3 separate regions of the Homo sapiens genome follow, and regions 1 and 3 are each linked to region 2. The links are chromatin loops, found by intact Hi-C in ENCODE. Cell type or tissue: Caco-2. All regions are shown on one strand. Region 1 overlaps CNOT10 (CCR4-NOT transcription complex subunit 10). Region 2 holds the start of TRIM71 (tripartite motif containing 71). Region 3 has its middle 17 kb from the start of CCR4.

The links. A loop is a pair of places that touch in the nucleus more often than their neighbours do. Peaks named below come from ENCODE experiments on the same cell type or tissue, not always from the same donor. Only the 100,000 strongest peaks of a DNase experiment are listed, where the experiment ranks them.
Region 1: a loop joins it to region 2, with 3 times the contacts of the local background. A loop is called at or near these places in 2 of 110 quality-filtered maps.
Region 3: it touches region 2 in a loop (3-fold over the local background); 2 of 110 quality-filtered maps call a loop at or near these places.

The regions. Positions count from the first base shown.
Region 1 is chr3:32,739,622-32,747,621 of GRCh38, reverse strand. The region is part of intron 13 of CNOT10 (CCR4-NOT transcription complex subunit 10); the gene reads right to left. Among named protein-coding and RNA genes, the nearest start is that of CNOT10-AS1, 6.2 kb to the right of the region's middle. In Caco-2, no CTCF peak of the experiment used is centred here; a DNase peak (open chromatin) is centred at 3,481.
Region 2 is chr3:32,813,498-32,821,497 of GRCh38, reverse strand. It overlaps TRIM71 (tripartite motif containing 71), which reads right to left and starts at 3,501. Exons shown (of 4, transcript NM_001039111.3): 1 at 2,566-3,501. The coding sequence starts at 3,417. RefSeq lists an enhancer at 2,460-3,041. In Caco-2, no CTCF peak of the experiment used is centred here; DNase peaks (open chromatin) are centred at 1,707, 3,357, 4,437, 4,997 and 3 weaker places; H3K4me3 peaks cover 5,869 bases.
Region 3 is chr3:32,930,622-32,938,621 of GRCh38, reverse strand. No RefSeq gene overlaps it. Among named protein-coding and RNA genes, the nearest start is that of CCR4, 17 kb to the left of the region's middle. RefSeq lists a silencer at 1,633-1,830. In Caco-2, a CTCF peak has its summit at 4,278 (motif pointing right); no DNase peak of the experiment used is centred here.

The sequences.
Region 1 (8,000 bases), 74 kb after region 2:
CTTGAGGCCAGAAGTTTGTGTGTGGTGTAGTGAAAGTTTGTGGTACAGATTTTTTTGTAAAAGACAAAAAAAAAAGGAAGAAATATAATTGAAGCCATAAATGTAATTTAAATTTTTCTAACAGACACGTTTAAAAAATAACATTAAAAGAAACACGTAAAATTATTTTTATTTTATTTATTTATTTATTTATTTATTGAGACGGAGTTTCACTCTTGTTGCCCAGGCTGGAGTGCAATGGCACCATCTGGGCTCACTGCAACCTCCACCTCCACCTCCTGGGTTCAAGCGATTCTCCTGCTTCAGCCTCCTAATAGCTGGGATTACAGGCATGCGCCAGTACACCCGCTTAATTTTTTTGCATTTTTAGTAGAGACAGAGTTTCACCATGGTGGCCAGGCTGATCTCGAACTCTTGACCTCAGGTGATCCACCTGCCTTGGCCTCCCAAAGTGCTGGGATTACAGGTGTGAGCCACCTGCCAAGCCTATTATATTGATTTTTTTGAGACAGAGTCTTGCTCTGTCGCCCAGGCTAGAGTGCAGTGGCACAATCTCGGCTCACCACAACCTCCGCCTCCCGGGTTCAAGTGATTCTCCTGCCTCAGCCCCCCGTGTAGCTGGGATTACAGGTGCCTGCCACCACACCTATATTTACAGCTATATTCATCTATATTTACAGCTGCTCCCATGACTTGCATTACTGCCTGAGCTCTGCCTCCTGTCAGATCAGCAGCAGCATTAGATTCTCATAGGAGTGCATATCTTTTTTTTTTTTTTTTTTTTTGAGACGGAGTCTCGCTCTGTCGCCCAGGCTGGAGTGCAGTGGTGCAATCTTGGCTCACTGCAAGCTCCGCCTCCTGGGTACACACCATTCTCCTGCCTCAGCCTCCCGAGTAGCTGGGACTACAGGCGCCTGCCACCACGCCTGGCTAATTTTTTTGTATTTTTAGTAGAGACGGGGTTTCACCATGTTAGCCAGGATGGTCTCAATCTCCTGACCTCATGATCTGCCCACCTCGGCCTCCCAAAGTGCTGGGATTACAGGCGAGAGCCACTGCACCCGGCAGGAGTGCATATCTTATCGTGAACTGCGCCTGCAAGGAATTTAGGTTGTGTGCTCCGTATGAGAATCTAATGCCTGATGATCTGTCACTGTCTCCCATCACCCCCACATGGGACCATCTAGTTGTAGGAAAACAAGCTCAGGGCTCCCACTGATTCTACATTATGGTGAGTTGTATAACTATTTCATTATATATTACAATGTAATAATAATAGAAATACAGTGCACAATAAATGTAATGTTTTTGAATCATCCTGAAACCACCTCCCCTGCAACCCTGTCCACAGAAAAATAGTCTACCATGATCCTGGTCCCTGGTGCCAAAAAGGCTGGGGTCTGCTGCTTAAATTGATGCGTTTATATTTCTTTCCAGTCAATTCCCGCAACCACTGTTCTGATTTCTAGCAACATAAATTAGTTTTGTCTATTCATAAAGTTTTGTTTGTCATATAAATGGTATAAATGGAATCACACAGTAGATACCTTATGCGAAGGAAAAGAAAAAACAGGAAAATGTTTTGAGATTCATCCATGTTAACTTGTGCATTAGTAATTGGTTTTGGTTTGAGACAGGGTCTCACTTTGTCACCCAGGTTGGAGTGCATTGGTGCAACCTCAGCTCACTGCAGCCTCAAACCTACAGGGCTCAGGTGATCCTCCCACCTCAGCCTCCCGAGCAGCTGGAGCTACAGGTGTGCAGCACCATGCCTGGCCAATTTTTTGTACAGACAGGGTTTCACCATGTTGCCCACACTCGTCTCAAATTCCTGGACTCAAGCAATTTGCCTGCCTGGACCTCCCAAAGCGTCGGGATTACAGGCATGAGCCACTGTGCCCGACCTCACTGGTTCTTCCTTATAGCTGACTAGTATTCCAAAATACAAGTGTAATACAACTTAGTTATCCATTCTTCTACTGATGAATACCTGGGCTATGTCTAGGTTTTGTCTACCAGGAGTAAAGCTGCTATAAAATTCTTTTATGGACAAGTTTCTGTTTCTCTTTGGTAAACATCTAGGAACACAATCACCTTAAAATTTCAAAGTCATAGCATTTATTTAATTCCAGGGCACAGAATGTTTATTCAATCCTTAATTGAATAAAACTTATGGCTTCATACAGCATTGAGTGGTTCAGAAACTGAAGCAAATTTCTAAAAGTGTCATTATGTGTACAGTTGGTGCTTGGAATCCACAGGTTCCAAATCTGTAGATTCAACCAACTATAAATAGAAAATATTCTAAAATATAATAATAAAAAAAACTACAATAATTTTTTAAAAATTAAAAACCAATACAGTATGACAACTGTTTATATAGCATATATAGTGCACTAGGTATTATAAGTACTCTAAAGATGACTTAAAGTATATGAGAGAAGGCTGGATGCAGTGGCTCATGCCTGTAATCCCAGCACTTTGGGAGGCCAAGATGGGCGGATCGCTTGAGGCCAGGAGTTCAATACCAGCCTGGCCAACATGGTGAAACCCCGTCTCTACTAATAATACAAAAATTAGCCAGGCATTGTGGCACACGCCTGTAATCCCAGCTACTTGGAAGGCAGAAGCAGGAGAATCACTTGAACCCAGGAGGCGGAGGTTGCAGTGAGCCAAGATTGAGCCACTGCACTCCAGCCCGGGTGACAAGAGCAAAACTATGTCTCAAAAAAATAAATAAAATAAAATAAAAATAAGTAAAGTATATGAGAGGATGTGCACAGGTTATCTGCAATTACTACACCATTTTATGTAAGGAATTTTATATCTGAGGATTGTGGTATCTGTTGGGGGCCCTAGAACCAATCCCTCAAGGATACCAAAGGATGACTATATAACTTTCTTGATCCATTATATTAGTATCTCTAAGTTCATCCAAACCTTAACAGTTAAACTAGTTAGTTGATTTCTGAGACGTTTTCCTAATTTGGGGCCACATTTTAATTTCAATTGTGAGAATATTTTTCTGAAAACTACCTTGATTTAATATACAATCTCACAACTTCTTTAATTATTATCTGCCTTCTAAAAATATACTTGGTAAATTGGTTAGAATGAAATTTTTTGGACTTACCTTAATTTATGTACAAATGAAAAAAACCGAAAATACTCAAGGGGCTATAAACCCGTATCATAAAAAGTGGCCATTGGAAAAGTCATGATAATTTACTGCATATTAGTTATGCTGGAAACAGAAAATGGGGCTTTGCATTGGTGTCTTGGGTATTATTGAACACAAGGGGTCAAATATGATAGTCCATAAAAGCTAAACTATATACTAGTCACATTTTCAATAATCTAAAAGAGTTCAGGTCAGAAATAGATGAAATCTCAAAGAATTTCACAATCTTAAAACACAGTGCTCAGGCTCCTTAGATAGAAGACAGCTGGCTCCTGCCACAGAATTGCCCTTTAACACACCCAACTGCATTGTGAGCTTTATGGCTTTGAAAATTACGACACAATTCTTTTACGACTCCTCCCCTTCACCATTTGTGTCCACATTACCATTGCTACTGTCTGGCATAGCAGTCCTTTTTATAAATCTACCCTAAGGCTCCTTCCATCTTGTACTGTTTCCTTTCTCCCTCCCATCTGCTCCAGAAGAAAAAAATATATATATACTACAGAATCCACCCTTGCCTCACTTTATGATGACGGCATTCCCTATGGAAGCCCTATGCTCCTTTTCACACACAAAAAAAATGGAAGTAATATTATTTTCTTTGAAAATCATCAATCCTCCTACTATGACATATGGAAAGCAAACAGCTGTACCCACGAAAGGTACAAAACTCTGAGAGGAATCCCATCCTGTATGTACACTTCTCTTTAATGACATTCTCAGAAGGTAAAGTTAAATTACACAACTCTGCAGATGTTTAACCACCGTAAGACAATATACTACTTTTTGTGCGTGTGTGTATGTGAGACAGAGTCTCAGTCTGTCTCCCAGGCTGGAGTATAGTGGCACGATCTCGGCTCACTGCAACCTCTGCCTTCTGGGTTCAAGCAATTCTCCTGCCTCAGCCTCCCGTGTAGCTGGGACTGCAGGTGTGTGCCACCATGCCCAGCTAATTTTTTTTTGTATTTTTAGTAGAGACAGGTTTTCACCATGGTGGCCAGGCTGATCTCGAACTCTTGACCTCAGGCGATTTGCCTGCCTTGGCCTCCCAAAGTGCTGGGATTACAGGCGTGAGCCACCACACCTGGCAGAAACAATATACTTCTTAAATTGCACACAAAAATAGAGCAATCCTAAGATTAGTACTCATTAAGCTGGGTGGGTGGCTCATGCCTGTAATGCCAGCACTTTGGGAAGCTAAGGCGGATGGATCACCTGCGGTCAGGAGTTCGAGACTAGCCTGACCAACATGGTGAAACCCCACCTCTACTAAAAATATAAAAAATTAGCTGGGCATGGTGGCGTATGCCTGTAATTCCAGCTACTTGGGAGGCTGAGGCAGGAGAACTGCTTGAACTCAGGAGGCGGATGTTGCAGTGAGCCAAGACACACCATTGCACTCCAGCCTGGGGAACAAGGGCAAAAATCTATCTCAAAAAAAAAAAAAAAAAAAGATTAGTATTCATTCAAGTAAACTTGTAAAACTTAAATCAAGTTTGAAAAACTGTTTCAAATGTCTTCTTCATTAAGGATTCCCTTTAAATGTGTATAACCATATTCACTGCAGCATTATTTGTAACAGCAAAAGCTGAAAACATTATAAACAGCTCAATAAAAAGCAATGTTAGATAAATTAGATCATATCCACAAAATGCAACTCTAGGCACCCATGAGAAAGAGTGAAACAAAGGTTTGTGCTGATATGGGAACAAAGTAAGGTACAGAGCAGTTTACAGACTACAAAATTACTGGTAAAGGACAGATGCGGTGGCTCACGCCTATGATCTCAGCACTGTGGGAGGCTGAGGCGGGCAGATCACTTGAGCTCAGGAGTTTGAGACCGGCCTGACCAACATGGTGACACCCCATCTCTACCAAAAATACAAAAATTAGCCGGGTGTGGTGGCACATGCCTGTAATCTCAGCTACTCAGGAGGCTGAGGCATGAGAGTCGCTTGCACCTGGGAGGCGGAGGTTGCAGTGAGCTGAGTTCCTTCCATTGCACTCCAGCCTGGGCAACACAGCAAGACTGTCTCAGAACAACGGCAACAATGACAACACACCAAAACAAAACAAAAAGCTATACCACATGAAAAGAAGTTCATTAGAGAAATGCAAATAAAAATCACAATGAGATAGCACTACACATCTTACTTCCCTATTAGAATGAGTAAAGTAAAAAGTGCCTATAACAGGCCAGGTGCTGGGATGCCTGTAATCCCAGCACTTTGGGAGGCCGGGGTCGGTGGATCACGAGGTCAAGAGACTATCCTGGCCAACATGGTGAAACCCCGTCTCTACTAAAAATACAAAAATTAGCTGGACGTGGTGGTACACATCTGTAGTCCTAGCTACTCGGGAGGCTGAGGCAGGAGAACTGCTTGAACCCAGGAGGCGGAGGTTGCAGTGAGCCGAGGTCATGCCATTGCACTCCAGCCTGGCAAAAAAATAAAATAAAATAAAATAAAAAATAAAATAAAAACCTACAACACACACAAATATCAAAACAAGTATGTGATGAAAAAATAAATTTTTTTAAAAAAGAAAATAAGAAATATTGTGGTAAAGAAACTGGATCACTCATACATCACTGGTGGGAATGTAAAATGGTATAGTCACTCTGTTAAAAGAGTTTGGCAGTTTCTTTTCTTCTGTTTTTTTTTTTTTTTGAGACGGAGTCTCGCTCTGTCGCCCAGGCTGGGGGGCAGTGGCACGATTTCGGCTCACCACAACCTCTGCCTCCTGGGTTCAAACGATTCTCCTGCCTCAGCCTCCAGAGTAGCTGGGACTACAGGTGCACGCCACCATGCCTGGCTAATTTTTTGTATTTTTAGTATAGACAGGGTTTCACTATGTTGGCCAGGCTGGTCTTGAACTCCTGACCTCGTGATCCGCTCGCCTCGGCCGCCCTAAGTGCTGGGATTACAGACGTGAGCCACCACGCCTGGCCTTGGCAGTTTCTTAAAATATTAGACATGTAACTCCCCTACTATGCAGCACTGTTGGACGTTCATCCTGAGAGACAAAGATTTATGTGCACATAAATACCTGTGAATATTTCTAGCAGCTTTATTTGTAACAGCCCCAAACTGGAATGGAATAAAGCTAGATGTCCTACAAAAGGTGAATGATTAAACTGAGGTACAATCATACCATGGAATAATACTCACCAATAAAAAGGAACAACAATTGATTTACTCAGCAAACTTAAATGAATTTTCCAAGAATTATACTGAATGAAAAAAATCAATCCCAAAAGGTTACATGCTGTATGATTCCATTTATATAACATTTTTGAAAGACAAAATTATAGAAATTAAAAAGAGATTAGTCGTAACCAAGGGTTAAATAAGGGGCAGGAGCAGGAGTGGAAGTGGGTATGGCTATAAGAGGGCAATATGAGGGATCTTTCGTAGTAATAAAAATGTTCTGGGTTAGGCACGGTGGCTCACAACTATAATCCCAGTGCTTTGGGAGGCCAAGGTGGGAGGATTGCTTGAGGCCAGAAGTTTGAGATCAGCTTGGGCAGGACATCAAGACCCCACACCTACACAAATTTTTTTTTTTTTTTTTTTTAAGACGGAGTCTCGCTCTGTCGTCCAGGCTGGAGTGCAGTGGTGCGATCTCGGCTTATTGCAAGCTCCGTCTCCCAGGTTCACGCCATTCTCCTGGCTCAGCCTCCCGCGTAGCTGGGACTACAGGCGCCCGCCACCACGCCCGGCTAATTTTTTGTATTTTTAATAGAGACAGGGTTTCACCGTGTTAGCTAGGATGGTCTCGATCTCCTGACCTTGTGATCCACCCGCCTCGGCCTCCCAAAGTGCTGGGATTGCAGGCATGAGCCACCGCGCCCAGCCACAAAATTTTAAAAAAATTTTAAGAAATTGAATGTAATGAAAATATTGTAAAACAAAAAAAGTTCTGTATCTTTACTGTATCAATGTCAATATCTTGACTGTGATATTGTACTAAAGTTCTTTTTTTGTTTTGAGACAGAGTCTGTTGTCTAGGCAATAGCACGATCTTGGCTCACTGCAACCTCCCTCCGCCTCCCCGGTTGAAGCGATTCCCCTGCTTCAGCCTCTCGAATAGCTGGGACTACAGGCACACGCCACCACACTCAGCTAATTTTTGTATTTTTAGTAGAGATGGGGTTTCACCATATTGGTCAGGCTAGTCTTGAACTCCTGACCTCGTGATCCGCCCACCTCGGCCTCCCAAAGGGCTGGGATTACAGGCATGAGCCACCGCACCCAGCATGTACTAAAGTTCTGTAAGAAGTTGCCTTTGAGAAAACTGGGTAGAGGGTAGATGAGGTCTCTGTATTATTTTTTATTTTTAGAGACAGAGCCTCGATCTGTCATCCTTGCTGGAGTTTGATGGTACAATCACAGCTTACTGCAGCCATGACCTCCAGGGCTTAAAGTGATCCTCCCACCTCAGCCTGCCAGCTACCTGGAACCACAGGCATGCAACATCACGCCCAGATAATTTTTTTTCTTTTTTTCTTTCGAGACGGAGTTTCACTCTTGTTGCCCAGGCTGGAGTGCAACGGCGCGGTCTTGGCTTACTGCAACTTCTGCCTCCTGGGCTCAAGTGATTCTCCAGCCTCAGCCTCCCAAGTAGCTGGAATTACAGGCACCCGCCACCACACCTGGCCAACTTTTGTATTTTTAGGAGAGATGGGGTTTCACCATGTTGGCTAGGCTGATCTCGAACTCCTGACCTCAGCTGATCTGCCTGCCTCTGCAGCCCACCAATGTGCTGGGATCACAGGCATGAGCCACTGCACCTGGCCTAATTTTTTGATTTTTTT
Region 2 (8,000 bases):
TGCCAATCCTAAGAAGGCATTTTACAAGGGGATGCTTAAGGAAGAAAGTCCCCCTGGGCGAGAGACCCTGCAGGCTGGGGTAGGGTGTTTGGGCCTCCTTCCCAAGGTCAGGTGGCCTGAGTCACTATAAGGAAAAGGTGCTACTCTGAATTATTTAACGGAGCCTGTGGACAAGGGAAGCAACTCAGTTAAGGAGCTCATCTTAAAAATTGAGGTAGACAGTATACACATTAAAATATGTGGATTTAGGCATTCAGTGTATCGCAGTCCAGATATGGGTCAGTCTATCATCCTCCAAAAATGTCCTAAAGCTCCTTCCCAGCCAGAGAGGGATGACTTTTTAAAGGAACAATATTCTCAAACTGTTAACGAGATCAAAAGAAAAGGAATTATTTAAGCTGTAGGTGGAACCGTTTATGAACCTCACTACCTGTTAGTGCTGTCTCTCCTAACACTTTAGTCTTCTACTCAGAACACTGGTTTGTCACCTTTAATCTCAAATTTCTAGCGTTCTAAATCCAGGAATGAATAAAAAGGCCAAACAACTTCCGAAATGTTTTTAATGAAAAGCTAAAGGGAGCAAGCAGAATCTTGCTCAAAACTGAGCAAATTTTATGTTAAGGATTATTAGTTACTTCAACCTGACATTGCACATGCTAAAAAGTGAATTTGAAGAGCTTCCGAGTACCTCCCAGGGTGAGTGGAGAGCTTCACTTCTCAATTCACACTCCCCAATGCAGTTTGAAGGGTTTTCTAATTTTAAAAGTGAATAAATCTTTTACAAGTCTGCCAACACTGAGCATCTACTGTTTCAGCCCAAATAAAATATAGGTGTATCTTTAACTGGAAATATAAACTGACATTTAAACTAAAAGCACCTCTCAGAAGGGGAAACTCCTGGATTCAACCCCATTCTGCTCACCCTGCATTTGATCCCAAACTGCAAGTGAATTGGCTCCATTTTTCTGTTCCTGGGATTTGGATCGGTATTTACCTCAATCACTCATTTTTCTAAAAGTGATGAAAGAACATGAACCCACAGTATATTAAAACTAGGAGTCCATTCAAAGTTTAAAAACGGAAAAAAAAGATAACTGCCCCCTAGCTTCTTACCTAGAAGAAACCTTTTAAAAGGAGATGCCTACAACAAGTAGATTAGAATTTCAACTTTTTTCCAACAGGAGAAGCCAGCTAAAGGCCATCAGGCAATAGCTCCGCCCTCCTCCCCAAATAACAGGTTAGGAGTGGAAAAGGCAGCGGCGCTGGGCTCACCTTTGCGGTGCTCGGTACCCACTCTCCAGCTCACACAGGCCACGACCCCCACTATGGCTTTTAAAGCCTCTGCAGTCTCCAGCTTACGCTCTAAGTCAAGACTTTCACCCACACCCTCTCTTACCGGTCTACAGGTAGATCGCCTAAGTTACCGACCCCCTCGGCAAGAGCCCGCTTCTCAAGACTTTTGGCCTGCCTTCATTGGGTTCGGGGGAGAAGACGACACTCGCATAATACCAAAGTGGAAAGGAGAAAGGGGTCACACTGTGTGAAAAGCAAATGTTTACTCGACAGCCCAAAGGGCGAAATCGAGCCCGAGGGTTGCAATGTAGCCCTAAAAGCCTTTGCACTCCGGCGTTCCAGCAGCGTACGGCTGCCTTGGTCTTTTCCAAGGAAGTCGAGACCCTGGTTGAGCCGGGTGGATACCTCCTAACCAGGGAAACCGGTTCCTGTAGGGCTTGGAGTCGGGGCAGGCGGGCGCGGCCCAAGAGACTCAGGCTGGTGAAGGTAACGTCGTCCCTTTATTCCGCTTCTATCTCGGGGTGCAGCCGTGGGCCCACGAACGGCGATTTCACGCTAGGAGAATTCAGGGGCCAGAACACGCATTTTAAACAATATAGGAAGCAGCCGCAGAGAGAGAAGGGCTTAAGACTGGGGGCCCTTGGCCCTCAAAGATCCACAGACGCTCCCACTCTTACCCAACATAAGGAGGCAAGGACTGCCATGCTGTCCCAACAACAAAAAAACCAGTCTTCCCCTCACAAGTGCGCACGTGGAAACCAGGTCTACGGAGGCACACAAACTCCACGCACTCACCCACACAACCATCTCTTCCGGGCTCACGCCCCATTTTAAAGGCAACAATCTATGAGTTTTCCAAACAAAAATCTGAAAATAAAGGAGCGCCTTCTCAGCACGTTGGGAGGCCTCTGGTGTGCCCACAAGAGCAGGAGCAGGCCACGTCTACACAAACACACACACCTATCTCCTCCCAACTCACGCCTAACTCAAGACGATTGCCGCGTTTTGCCACACAGAAATTAAAATCAGAAAAGGGAGGACCCCACGCTATGGGATTTTTCGGAGCCCCTCGCGACACGTACACAGAATCCACTTCCACATACTTCCCAGGTCATGATCTACTTTGGTAGCAAGGACTGCCACGTAGCCAAAGGAAATACAAACCAAATCCGGAGAGGGCCTCCTCCCCTCGCTGTGGGACCGGCCGGGAAACGCTGTTGAGCACACACGCAGTTATCCGATGGACACAAACACACGCCCCCACGCACTCACCTCGTCGTCGTGGTGCTGGCAGAAGCCGAGGCGCTCGGGAAACACTGAGAGGATGGAGAAGGGCGGGCCGGGAAAGGGCGGCCCGAGCCCGAGCTGCTGCGCCGCTGCTGCGGCACCGGGACCCGGCGGGCCGCGCTCGATGTAGTGGTCCTTGGTGAGGCGCACGCGCTGGTGCGCTCGGACGCAGTTGTCGCACAGGTGCTCCTGGCAGTCGAGGCAGCGCGAAGAAGCTGCGTTGCCCTCATCGCACGAGCTGCAGCCGTGAGGACGGCGGAGCAGCAGCGCCGACGGGGAAGCGGCAGGGCCGCCGGGTGCCGAGCGGGAAGGCGCGGGCGGCTGCGGCGCCTGCGGGAGTGGCGGCGCGGAGGCGGACGCGCGCGGGTGCGCGTGGTGAGCGTGGTGCCGGTGGTTGCTGTGGCCGCCCGCTCCCGCCGGAGCGCCGGCGCGCCCGTTCTTGGGCGGCGGCTCGTCGGCAGTGGCCACCACCGCGTCGAGCAGGTTGCTAAGCAGGAAGGCGGACGAAGGCAGCGCGTCCATACCCGCCGCCTCGGCTAGCACTACTTTCTGGTCGCACACGGGGCAGCGCAGCTTGAGCGGCTCTCCCGCCGCGCCGCCGCCCGCCGCCGGCAGCCGGTGCGCCTCGAGGCAGGGGCGGCAGAAGGCGTGCAGGCAGGGCAGGACGTGTAGGCGGCGCGCCGCCGCCCCAGGGCCCCCGCCGCCGCCCCCCGACGACGTGGACGTCTGCGAGGAGGACGACGACGCGGACGAGTTGGAGGAGAGCGGCGCCGGCGAGCCGCACATCTCCTTGCACAGCAAGCAGATCTGGAAATCGGTCTCGGGGAACGAAGCCATTTGCAACCCAGCCCGGAGGAGGGAGGAGACCAGAGAGGAAGAGGAGGAGGAGGAGGAGAGAGCGGACGAGGTGGGTGGGGGAGTCACCGACTCACTCAGAAAAATGCATCGATTAGGCCTGCAATCCGGGAGCCGGCACCAGAGCAGCGCTGCCCGCTTGGCCTCGCCACGTCCGGCCCGAGCGCTGCCACCCCCGACACTGCAGGCATTAAATGCCACTATCCAGCGGCGACACAGATTCCTCCGGATAACTTGGGGGCCGCGTGCCTTCCGAAGAGGGAACGCCGGAACAAGCCCCGACAGGCGAGGGGCGAGCGGGGGCAGGGAGGTCGGAAGACTCCCTGGAGCAGCTGAGGCTTCCCTTCGCGATAGACGAAAGGAGTTCCCAAAAGGAGAGTTCGCTGTGCAGTCCCAGTCCCGGCGAGAGCAGAATTTGGTTCCACGAGTATTTGGTGCGTTGCTTTTCTTTAAACGGATTTAGTCTGTTCTTGGGAGGGGAAGGAGCCCCAAACTAGTAAAGGCGGGAGCGGTGCGTCGCCAAGCCGGTGTCTCCCCGCGCGACGTCGGCTGCCCCGCCGCATGACGCGGCGGCCAGGGGCTCCTGGGTGGCCCGGCGTGCTGCGCTTGGGGCTTGCGCACAGCCAGGCACGGCCTCCCCTGCAGGGCGGTGGGCCCCGCAGCAGCTGCAGCTCGTGGTGGCCCAGCCGCGGCCGCACGCGTGCAGTACGCACGCGCGTCCCACGCGCCTCGAGTCTTCCGCGCGCCTGCCCAGCCGGGCCGCGGCTGCCCGCGCTTAACACGCACGCGCGCCCCACGCGGCCCGGAGCCCTCGTGCCCCCGCCTCGCCTGGCCTGGGCGCCTCACGCACGCTCCTTCCCCTTCGGCTTAGCGCGCGGGGCCGCAGGTCCCCGCGGGCCGCCCTGAATTATTCATCGGCAGGAAGATATTAGATGTACCCGCTCCGCGCGGGCCGTCGTGCAATGCTATCCGAGCTCCGCGCGCGCCCTGCGCCCCTCCTCCTCCTCACGTCCGTCCTCTCTGAAACCTTGGCAGAGAAGGGGGATCACATTTCCTTTGTCATCGGGCCATTTCGCCCTCGCCTTGGTCCCCCCTCCGATCCCGAGCCTCGGGGATGGAGGCTCCTCTCGGGCGCGCTGGAATCAGTGGAACCGGCAACAGCCCCGCGCGGCGAGCTCGGGAGCCGCGTGGCCAACGCCGCCGGCTCGCGCCCGCGTCATCTTCTTTCTGAAAGGAGTCGCCGATCCGGACGCGGGTGGCCTCGGCCGCGCTGCGCCTACCGAGCTTTGCTCCCGCCGTGCCCCGGCCTCCTGGGGCTTTGCACAACTCCCCCAGTTCGGGTTGCGTGCGCGCGCGCGCGCCCCCTCTTTCTCTGCTTTGCCGCCTCTGCCTCCTCCTCCTCCTCCTCTTCTCTTCAGTACGCCGGTTATTGGGACTGATCGGAATTCGGAATCCTTTTAATCTCCAAAGGAGCAAACTCACTTCCGCCCGAGTGCTGGGAGGGGGCTGGGGGAGGGGAGGCAGGGGAGGGGGCTCCAGGCAAACAGGAAACATTAGCCCTCTCAGCACGGCCCGCTTTTGTGTGCTCCCTCCCTCCGCCCTCCAACCTCCTCCCTTCTCCCGGCCGCTGGGGAGATGAACGCCCCCGGGCTTCAGTGTGACGACCTTTGAAACCTTCTGAGCGAGGAGCAGAGAACGACTCTTCCGTTTATTTAAAAAAGAAAAGAAAAGATTTCATTCTGAATCCCTGGCTCAACCGAGACATATCCACTGCCCGGGAGATCTCGGTTTTTACCCACCTTTTCTTTTTTTCTTTTTACGTTTTTTAAAGAACTCTGCATATCTGATCACCAAAACATCACACGGTGGTGTGCAGTTGGATGCATGGAATTAAGCGAGTCTGAATTCTGATCGGCAGAGGGGCCAGAGTTCCCTTTTGAGTTTTAATGGGGCTGGGGGGAAGCAGGGGGCAGCTGTTCTGGGGAGGCGACCTGGTGATGGCCCCGCAGCCATCTGGGTGGTGCCCGAGGCCGCCTGAGCGGTTCTGGGAGAGGAACTTGCATGGCCCTGGAGAGAGACTCACTTGGAAGGGCAAGGAGGGCCACTTACCAGGATATAGGTAGTATCTGGCCTGGAGGCCAACGGGGTAAAAATTGTCCCCTTCTTAACACTATCTCGCTGTTAGTGATATCCTATTTAACCTGGTACAGGCAACAACCTGATGACTCAAAAACATCGTGTTGGGAGAGAGAAGCCAAACACAAAAGAGTTCATACTGTGTGATTCCATTTCCAGGAAATTCTAGAACAGAGAACTAAGCTATGGGGAGAGGAAAAGTACCCTTGGGGATGAGGAGGTATTGACTGGGAAAGGGCATGAAGGAACCTTCTGGGGTGGTGAAATAAAAATAGATTGCCGTGTATGTACATTTGTCAAAACTTATAAATGCCATTTAAGATCTATGCACGATTTCACTGTTTAAATTATACTTCGATAAGCAATTTAAAAAAACACCTCGGTGTCCAACCTGCATAACTATGCCTGGATCATAAAGATGGAGAAATTTAAAAATACACTACATGGACCTCCCCAGCTCCTCTGGTTTTGCTCATTGGAATCCATGGGAAAATCACCCTGGAAAAAGCCCTTAAATCAACCCAGCTGGACACATGTGCTGATGGCCCTAGGAAGCTGCAGAAGTACCTCTCCAAAAGGATGAAGCCGTCTTGGGGGCCAGGGTGCTGTCCTGAGATGGGAGCGTTTCCTAGGCTGAGGAAGAGCCTGGCAGCCCCACCGGGAATGCCTAAGCCCTCAGCTGCCCCCAGAGCTCCCTCCTTAGCACCTGGAGCAAAATGAACATCAGTGAACATTTTCTGAAATGTGTGAGGAGTGAAAAATTATTGATCAAATAAGACCAAAACAGAGCCCCTCCTTTGCCAAACGAAGAAGCAAACTTTGTATAATTTAAAAATTAAAGAGGAAGCTTCTCATGCCACCATCTCTTGCCTAAACAATGTATTTCTTCCATAATTTGAGACCTGTGTAGAAACATGAAATGCTCATATGAATCAATGCACTCCTATAATTTTTTACCATAATTTTCTACCATACTGGCCTTGCCATAGAGATGTTTCATGTAATTTTGTTTTGTTTCGTTTCTTTTCCTTTCTTTGATTGTTTTTCCTTCTTTTTTAAAAAACAAAAACAAGAGGAAAACAGATGGGGGAAGAGAATTGCCAGAAGGAAGATGGCCCCAGAGGGTCAGAAGAGGGATGGCCCAGACCTGCTGTCTCCCTCTTAGTTTGGCCCCACCCACCACCAAAAAAAGAAAGAAAGAAAAAGAAAAGAAAGATGACAAGGAAAAAAAACCTCAATCGTCCTCCTGGTCCTAAGACTCAACATGTATTTTGAAAACGAGTAGCAGAGGTGGTACTTCAGCTGAGCCATCACGGAGGAGCAGGAAGGCTGTAACTCCAGAAAGAGGAATCAAACTTGACAGCGGTTTGTGGGTTTGTTTCCTGGGGACCATTGCTCAGAGGAAAAAAAAAAAAAGGAAGAAAAGAGAGAGCGAGAAGTGGGGGTGAGGTTTGATTTCTCATCGTGAAGTAGCTTTCCTTCTTTCTTTTCTTGAATTGACAGCACATTGCCAGGAAGCAGGCCTGTAGTGTAAATTGTTAAATTAGCACATTCCTAATTTTGGTTAAGACAATTTTTTAGCACTGGTAGCAAAGGGGGAAATCTTTAAGTCAACCAATTTAACCCCACTTATATAAGAAATACAGCTTATAGCTATAATGATTTTTTTTAATATGGCATAGCGACGGTTAGTATTTGAATCTAATAAGGCTTTATACAGCTTATCCATGAGGAGCCAGAGCTACACATCCAGATGAGGAGCCAAAGACACAGTCCACTGCTATAAACTACGTTGTATTAAATTTTTCATTGCCATCCTAGCTAATAAACACCCTTTGTTAGCAAAGGAGGAGGACGCAGGCTTCCAGTTTTTCCTCCACTCATTTACATTTGAAAGGGAGTCTATATGCCTTCAAGAATCCTGAAAATAAATCATCTTGTATTTTAATAATTAACTAAAAAGAAACTAAAGGTACAAAAAACTAGCCGTGTGTGGTGGCAGGCGCCTGTAATCCCAGCTATTCGGGAGGCTGAGGCAAGAGAATTGCTTGAACCCGGGAGCCGGAGGTTGCAGTGAGCTGAGATCCTGCCACTGAACTCCAGCCTGTGTGACAGAGCAAGACTCCGCCTCGTAAAAAAAAAAAAAAGAAAGAAAAAAAAGAAACTAGCCCTAAAATTATATAAGCAATACATTTTCATTCTTTCTTGAATTCATCTGTAGCCATGTTTTGTATTCAAAGGTGACACTAGCTTCTGTCACTCTCTCAGACCTTGGGTTGGGGGTTAGGCCACATTTCCATCTGAGCGACTTCGCATCTGCTTTCTTCATCTGATCCTTTAATTAAATATTAGATGCACCCACTTGTTTTGATGTCAAAATTGCACCTTTCACCATCATCCTCAGGGTGCATTCAGATAGTTTTTAAGTC
Region 3 (8,000 bases), 120 kb before region 2:
CTCTGCACCAACAACCACCTACCCACCTACCTGTATACAAACTATCAAATCCTGTCTCTGGAATAACCAGTTTCCTCCTACTTTTCAGTCAGCCCTGGATGAGATTCTTTCTCCCTCCTGACCTAAGAATCCATCCCTTCTCTGTTAAACACGATTGGAAACACAACATATATAAACACAGGTGCATATATTTGAAGAATATAAACAATTTTAATACTGCCATGTTGTCTACGAAAGGATAATAGGGAAAAGAAAATATCACAGGGAATTTTACTATAGAGAAATAGTTCCCACAGCGTGGTGGTAACTATTTCTGTGTGACATGAGGAGCCACCACCAGGAAGGGAGCTGGAAAGAAATCTCATTCCTGCACCTCTGAGAATCCTTGGGTGGGACCTGTGGAGGCAGGAGGTGGCTGTGGCAACTGGCAGAGACTGCGGAGGCGCACCATGATCTGTTGCTGCCATGTTTTTTTTGGTCTAGCGTAAAAAGAGAAGGAAAAACTGTCAGAAAATAATAGCACTGGCTCGGTGTGGTGGCTCATGCCTGTAATCCCAGCACTTTGGGAGGCCGAGGCGGCCAGATCATTTGAGGTCAGGAGTATGAGACCAGCCTGGCCAACATGGTGAAACTCCATCTCTATTAAAAATACAAAAAATTAGCCGGGCGTGGTGGCATGCCTGTAGTCCTAGCTACTAGGGAGGCTGAGGTATAAGAATCGCTTGGACTCGGGAGGTGGAGGTTGCAGTGAGCCGAGATCGTGCCGCTGCACTCCAGCCTGTGTGACAGAGTGAGACCCTGTCTCAAAAAAGAAAAAAAAGAAAAAAATAATAGCACCATGTTGAGCCAAATAGTGGGGCCATAAACTGCAAAACCCAGGCTTTCAACAAAGAAAAGTGAGCCTGTTTAGAAACAGTAGAAGAAACCCAGGGCCAGCCCCTTAGGATTACTCCTTCCTCAGAGTCCTCGGGTGTCAAATACTGTCTCTCCCATCCCTTGGGAGTAGATATCCTTTTCCTCCCCTCATCCCTCTCCCCCAGCCTCCTTTAGCCCCTGTCATTTCCTGGACACTCCCACATCAACACTCAGCCACTGACCCTGCGTAAATATTAGCACCACAGGGTTAAGGGCTGGGATGTACTAAGCCTTCCTAAGTGCCAGATGTCAGTGTGGAGAGGGAAATGAAATATGAATGGCTGAACATTGTCACTGTGGTTCTCTCACTGCATTTGGACATTTGGACATTCCAAAGAACATTCCAAGATAAGTGATACTTAATGTGAAATTTAGTTTTTAAAAAGCTTTTTTAGAGAGACAGTATCTGTGTCACCCAGGCTGGAGTACAGTGGTGCAATCACAGCTCATTGCAAACTCAAACTTCCTGGGCTCAACTAATCCTCCTGTCTTGGCCTCCCAAAGTTCTGGAATTACAGTAATGAGCCATGTGCCTGGCTGAAACTTAATTTATTTTGATTCAAAATATTTTCAAAGGCCAGGTGCAGTGGCTCACGCCTGTAATCCCAGCACTTTGGGTGGCCAAGGTGGGTGGATCACCTGAGGTCAGGAGTTGGAGACCAGCCTGGCCAACATGGTAAAACCTCATCTCCACTAAAAATAAAAAAATTAGCCGGGCATGGTGGCACATGACTGTAATCCCAGCTACTCAGGAGGCTAAGGCAGGAGAATCACTTGAACCCAGGAGGCAGAGGTTGCATTGAGCCGAGATCGTGCCATTGCACCCCAGCCTGGGCAACAGAGCAAGACTTCGTCTCAAAAAATACGTATTTTTTTCATGTAATATTAATGATACTTAAACAAAATAACTTTTTCTTTCTCTGAAAATATTTATAACTTTATATAACAAAATATCACAAAAATGATAACAGGAACATCTCATCAAACCACAGTGTGTTTCTATGTGTGTGCCTAAGTATACACATACCTTTGAGAACCAAAATCACTTATGTGAACAATATTTACAACACACAACAAGCAGATGTAATCAGTTCGTGTAATAAAATATATCCATGGCACAACAGTTTGTCTCAATTATAAAACCCATCATCTACCATCGTTTTAGGATCCAGGCTCATTTCCTGTATGAGACATGAACACATTGTTAAAAATTCCAAGATGTATTTCTTTGGGTCTCCTGGTTTTATTAAAAAAAGGAAAAGAGATATGTCATTAATTACTGAGTGCTGGTAAATGATCCTACTTGCATATAATTGAGAAGTGGGATCAATTTGGTTAAGGTTCAGTCAAGTTGAATTGTGAGATTTAAGAAAAATGTGAAATTTTTCACATTTCATTATGCAATATCAAAACCTCACTGTAAGAGTTTTTTGTTACTGTTGTAACAAACAACCACTACAAAATTCAGTGGCTTAAAGAACGTTAATTTACCATCTTACAGTCTGGCAGGCAGAAATCAGAAATCAGTTTCTCTGGGTGTTAGTAGGGCTGGTTCCTTCTAGAGGTTCTAGGGAAGAATCTGTTTCCTTGTCTTTTCCAGCTTCCAGTGGCCACCTACATTCCTTGGTTCATGGCCTCTTCCTCCGTCTTTAAAGCCAGCAATGTAGCATCTTCTCTCCTCTCTTAACTCATGCCTTCTTTTTACAAGGACCCTTGTTATTACACCTAACCCAGGTTCCTTTGGAATGTAGAGAAACACATTCACTGGTTCTGGGGATTAGAACATGGACACCCTTGGGGGCCATTATTCTGCCTACCGTATGGGATTCAGTAATGTCACACTGATCTCATCAGAAAATTCTTCCTGGCAAGTGGTCATATTCATGATAACAAATACAAATTTTCTTAAAGTATAATTTTTGCTTGAAAGCTCAAATTTTACCAGTGGCGACAAACATTATCAGTTGTTTCACTTGAAATCACAAGCTTATTTTATTTATTTTCAATAAAATATCTACCAAACACCTTGTTTAAAGAATCATAAAGGGGCCCGGTGCAGTGGCTCATGCCTGTAATCCCAACATTTTGAGAGGCCAAGGCAGGTGGATTGCTTGAGCCCAGGAGTTCAAGGCCAGCCTGGACAACATGGGAAAACTCCATCTCTACAAAAAATACAAAAATTAGCCAGGCGTCGTGGTGCATGCCTGTAGTCCCAGCTACTCAGGAGGCTGAAGAAGGAGGATCACTTGAGCCCTGGAGGCAGAGGCTGCAGTAAGCCAAGATCCCACCACTGTACTCCAGCCTGGGTGACAGAGCCAGACCCTATATCAAAAAAAAAAAAAAAGAAGAATCATATATGGTTTGTCATTTTTTCAAGCAAAATGGAGTTCCATGTGAATTCAAGGGTAGAGATAAAAAAATTACTTTTTCCTACTTTATCAAAGAGATTATTATCATTATTATTATATATATGTATTTTTTTGAGATGGAGTCTTGCTCTGTCGCTGGAGTGCAGTGGCGCGATCTTGGCTCACTGCAAGCTCCGCCTGCTGGGTTCACGCCGTTCTCCTGCCTCAGCCTCCCGAGTAGCTGGGACTACAGGCGCCCGCCACCACGCCCGTCTAATGCTTTGTATTTTTTAGTAGAGAGGGGTTTCACCGTGTTAGCCAGGATGGTCTTGATCTTCAGACCTCGTGATCCACCCGCCTCGGCCTCCCAAAGTGCTGGGATTACAGGCGTGAGCCACCGCTCCCGGCCTATTATCATTATTATTATTACAGACAAAGTCTTGCTCTGTCACCCAGGCTGAAGTGCAGTGGCACAATCATAGCTCACTGTAACCTTGAACTCCTGGGCTCAAAAGATCCTCCTGCCTCAACCTGCCAAATAGCTAAGGACTACAGGTGCGTGCCACCACACCCAGCTAATTTTTTTTTGAATTTATTTTTTATAGAGATGGGGTCTTGCTAGGTTGACCAGGATGGTCTTGAACTCCTGGTCTCAAGTGATTCTCCCGCCTCGGCCTCCCGAAGTTCTGGTATTATAGGTGTGAGCCACCGCACCTGGCCCTGCAAGGACATTATTAAGTGAAACTGGTTCTGGGAGTGCACAGCAGTGAAGAAAGTACATTTTTAAGTTCAGTTTGGTGGTTGTGCCTTGATTTGTCCAAAGATCCTCAGTGGTTTTGCCCGCCATCAGAGCAAATATCAACAGAGTGAAAAAGATAAAGTTATAGTATTATTAGGAATACAGTTTTGATATCATGGATACTCAGGAAGGGATCTCAGGGACCTCTTTCCCCCCATTCCCCCCAGGATCCATAGACCACACTTTGAAAATTGCTGTTTTAGGGAAATGAAACCTGCCAGCAGATGGCAGCAGGTACAGCAGCATTTTCCAATTTATATTGACCAGTATTTAGAAAATTGATTTCATGATAAATTTACAATTTTGCCTTTAAAACTCACAGACAACATTTCATTTCAGAAAATATTTTTAACTATATAAAAGAATTCCACAAAATAAATGCTACTTCAGCTCACAACTTAAATTATCCAAGAACTTTTTCTTTTCTTTTTTCTTTTTTTTTTTTTGAGACAAGAGTCTCGCTCTGTCACCCAGGCTGGAATGCAGTGGTGCGATCTTGGCTCACTGCAACCAACCTCCACCTCCCAGGTTCAAGCGATTCTCCTGCCCCAGCCTCCCAAGTAGCTGGGATTACAGGCACGCGCCACTACGCCCAGCTAATTTTTGTATTTTTAGCAGAGACAGGGTTTCACTATGTTGGTCAGGCTGGTCTCGAACTCTTGACCTCGTGATCCGCCTGCCTCGGCCTCCCAAAGTGCTGGGATTACAGACGTGAGCCACCGTGCCCAGCCTATCCAAGAACTTTTTCTTTCTCCCTTTCTTCCTTTCTTCCTTCCTTCCTTTCTTTTCTTTCTTTCTTTTTTTTTTTCAGAGTCTTGCTCTGTCACCCAGGCTGGAGTGCAGTGGTGCTTTCTTTCATGGCTTATTGCAGCCTTGACCTCCCAGGCTCAAGCAATTCCCCGACCTTTGACTCCCAAGTAGCTGGGACTACAGGCACATGCCACCATGCACAGCTAATTTCTTTTATTTTTGGTAGAGATAGGGTCTCACTAAGTTGCCCAGGCTGGTCTTAAACTCCTGGCCTCAAGCAATCCTCCCACTTTGTCCTCCCAAAGTGGTGAGATTACAGGTGTGAGCCACTGCACCAGGCCCCAATAACTTTTTCTTGAGACAACCATCATATTTCAGCGCAGTCAGGACATCACAGCTGCAGGTTCTGCATCCTCAAATTCAACCAAGAAAGAATGGAAAATATTTGAGAAAAAAATTTACAAATTAAAAATAAGCTAGGGGCAGTGGCTCACGCCTGTAATCCCAACACTTTGGGAGGCCGAAATGTGAGGATTGCTTTGGGAGGCTGAGGTGGGAGGATTGCTTGATGATGATAGGACTGTATACCTCGAAAACCCTAAAGACTTATGCAAAAGGCTCCTAGATCTAATAAATTCAATAAAGTCTCAGTTTACAAAATTAATGTACACAAATCAGTAGCACTACTGTATGCCAACGATGACCAAACTGAGAATCAAATCAAGAATTCAATCCCTTTTATAACAACTGAAAAAAAAAAAAAAAAAAAACCCAAAAACAATACCCTAGGAGTGTACTTAATCAAGGGAGGTGAAAGATCTCTACAAGGAAAACTACAAAACATGCTGAAAGAAATCATAGATGACACACAAAAAAATGGAAACATATGCCATGTTCATGGATGGGAAGGTAATATTGTGAAAATGACCATACTACCCAAAGCAAACTACAGATTTTATGCTATTCCTAACAAAATATCATCATCATTTCTCACAGAACTAGAAAAACAACCCTAAAGTTCGCATGAAACCAAAGAAGAGCCTGCATAGCCAAAGCAATCCTAAGCAAAAAGAACAAATGTGGAGGCATCACATTACTGGACTTCAAATTATACTACAAGACTGTAGACTACAGTACTGTAGTACCAGTACTACTGGGACTAGTATAAAAATAGGCACTTAGACCAATGGAACAGAATAGAGAACCCAGAAATAAAACCAAATACTTACAGCCAATTGATCTTCAACAAACCATACAAAAACATAAATTGGAGAAAGGATACCCTATTCAATAAATGGTGCTGGAAGGCCAGGCATGGTGAGTCATGCCTGTAACCCCAGCACTTTGATTACAGGCCGAGGTGGGCAGATCACAAGGTCAGGAGTTTGAGACCAGCCTAGCCAACATGGTGAAACCCCATCTCTACTAAAAACACAAAACTTAGCCAGGTATGGTGGTGGGCACCTGTAATCCCAGCTACTTGGGAGGCTGAGGCAGGAGAATTGCTTGAACCCGGGAGGCAGAGGTTGCAGTGAACCGAGATCGCGCCACTGCACTCTAGCCTGGGTGACAGAGCAAGACTCCATCTCTAAAATAAATAAATAAATAAATAAATAAATAAATAAATAAATAATGGTGCTGGGAAAACTGACAAGCCACATATAAAAGACTGAAACTGGAGGCCAGGCGCAGTGGCTCACACCTGTAATCCTAGCACTTTGGGAGGCTGAGGTGGGTGGATCGTGAGGTCAGGAGTTCAAGACCAGCCTGGCCAAGATGGTGAAATCCCAGCTCTACTAAAAAAATACAAAAAATCAGCTGGGCCCAGTGGCAGGTGCTTGTAATCTCAGTTATTTGGGACGCTGAGGCAGGAAAATCGCTTGAACTTGGAGGGTGGAGGTTGCAGTGAGCTGAGATCGTGCCACTGCACTCCAGCCTGGGCAACAGAGTGAGACTCCATCTCAAAAAAAAAAAAAAAAAAAGAGTGAAACTGGATCTCCATCTCTCGCCCTATACAAAAATCAACTCAAGATGTATAAAGACTTAAATCTAAGACCTGAAACCATAAAAATTCTGGAATATAACATTGGAAAACTTTTCTGGACATTGGCCTAGGCAAAGAATTCATGACTAACACCCCAAAAGCAAATGTGACAAAACCAAAAATAAATAAATGGGACCTATATTAATCCGTTTTCACACTGCTGATAAAGACATACCTAAGATAGAGCAATTTACAAAAGAAAGAGGTTTAATTGGACTTACAGTTCCACATGGCTGGGGAAGCCTAACAATTATGGCTGAAGGCAAGGAGGAGCAAGTCACGTCTTACATGAATGACAGCAGGCAAAAAGAGAGAGCTTGTGCAGGGGAACTCCTCTTTTTAAAACCATGAGATCTCATGACACTTATTCACTGTCATGAGAACAGCACAGGAAAGACTTGCCACCATGATTCAATTATCTCCCACAGGAATTCAAGATGAGATTTGGGTGGGGACACAGCCAAACCATATCATCCTGCCCCTGGCCCCTCCCAAATCTCATCTCCTCACATTTCAAAACCAATCGTGCCTTCCCAATAGTCCCCCAAATCTTAACTCATTTCAGCATTAACTCAACAATCCACAGTCCAAAGTCTCATCCGAGACAAGGCAAGTCTCTTCCACCTATGAGCTTGTAAAATCAAAAGCAGGTTAGTTACTTCCTAGATACAGTCAAGGTACAGACATTGGGTAAATACAGCCATTCCAAATGGGAGAAGTTGGGCAAAACAAAGGGGCTACAGGTCCCATGCAAGTCCAAAATCCAGTGGGGCAGTCAAATCTTAAATCTCCAAAATGATCTCCCTTGTCACCACGTCTCACATCCAGGTCATGCTGATGCAAGATGTGGGTTCCCATGGTCTTCAGCAGCTCCGCCCCTGTGACTCTGCGGGGTACAGACTGTCTCCCAGCTGCTTTCCTGGGTTGGCATTGAGTGTCTGTGGCTTTTCCAGGCGCATGGTGCAAGCTGTCAGTGGATCTACCATTCTGGGGTCTTGAGGACCCTGGGGACTGGTGGCCCTCTTCTCACAGCTCCACTAGGTGGTACCCCAGTAGGGATTCTGTGTGGGGACTCTGACCCCACATTTCCCTTCCACACTGCCCTAGCAGAGGTTCTCCATGAGAGGCCCACCCCTGCAGCAAA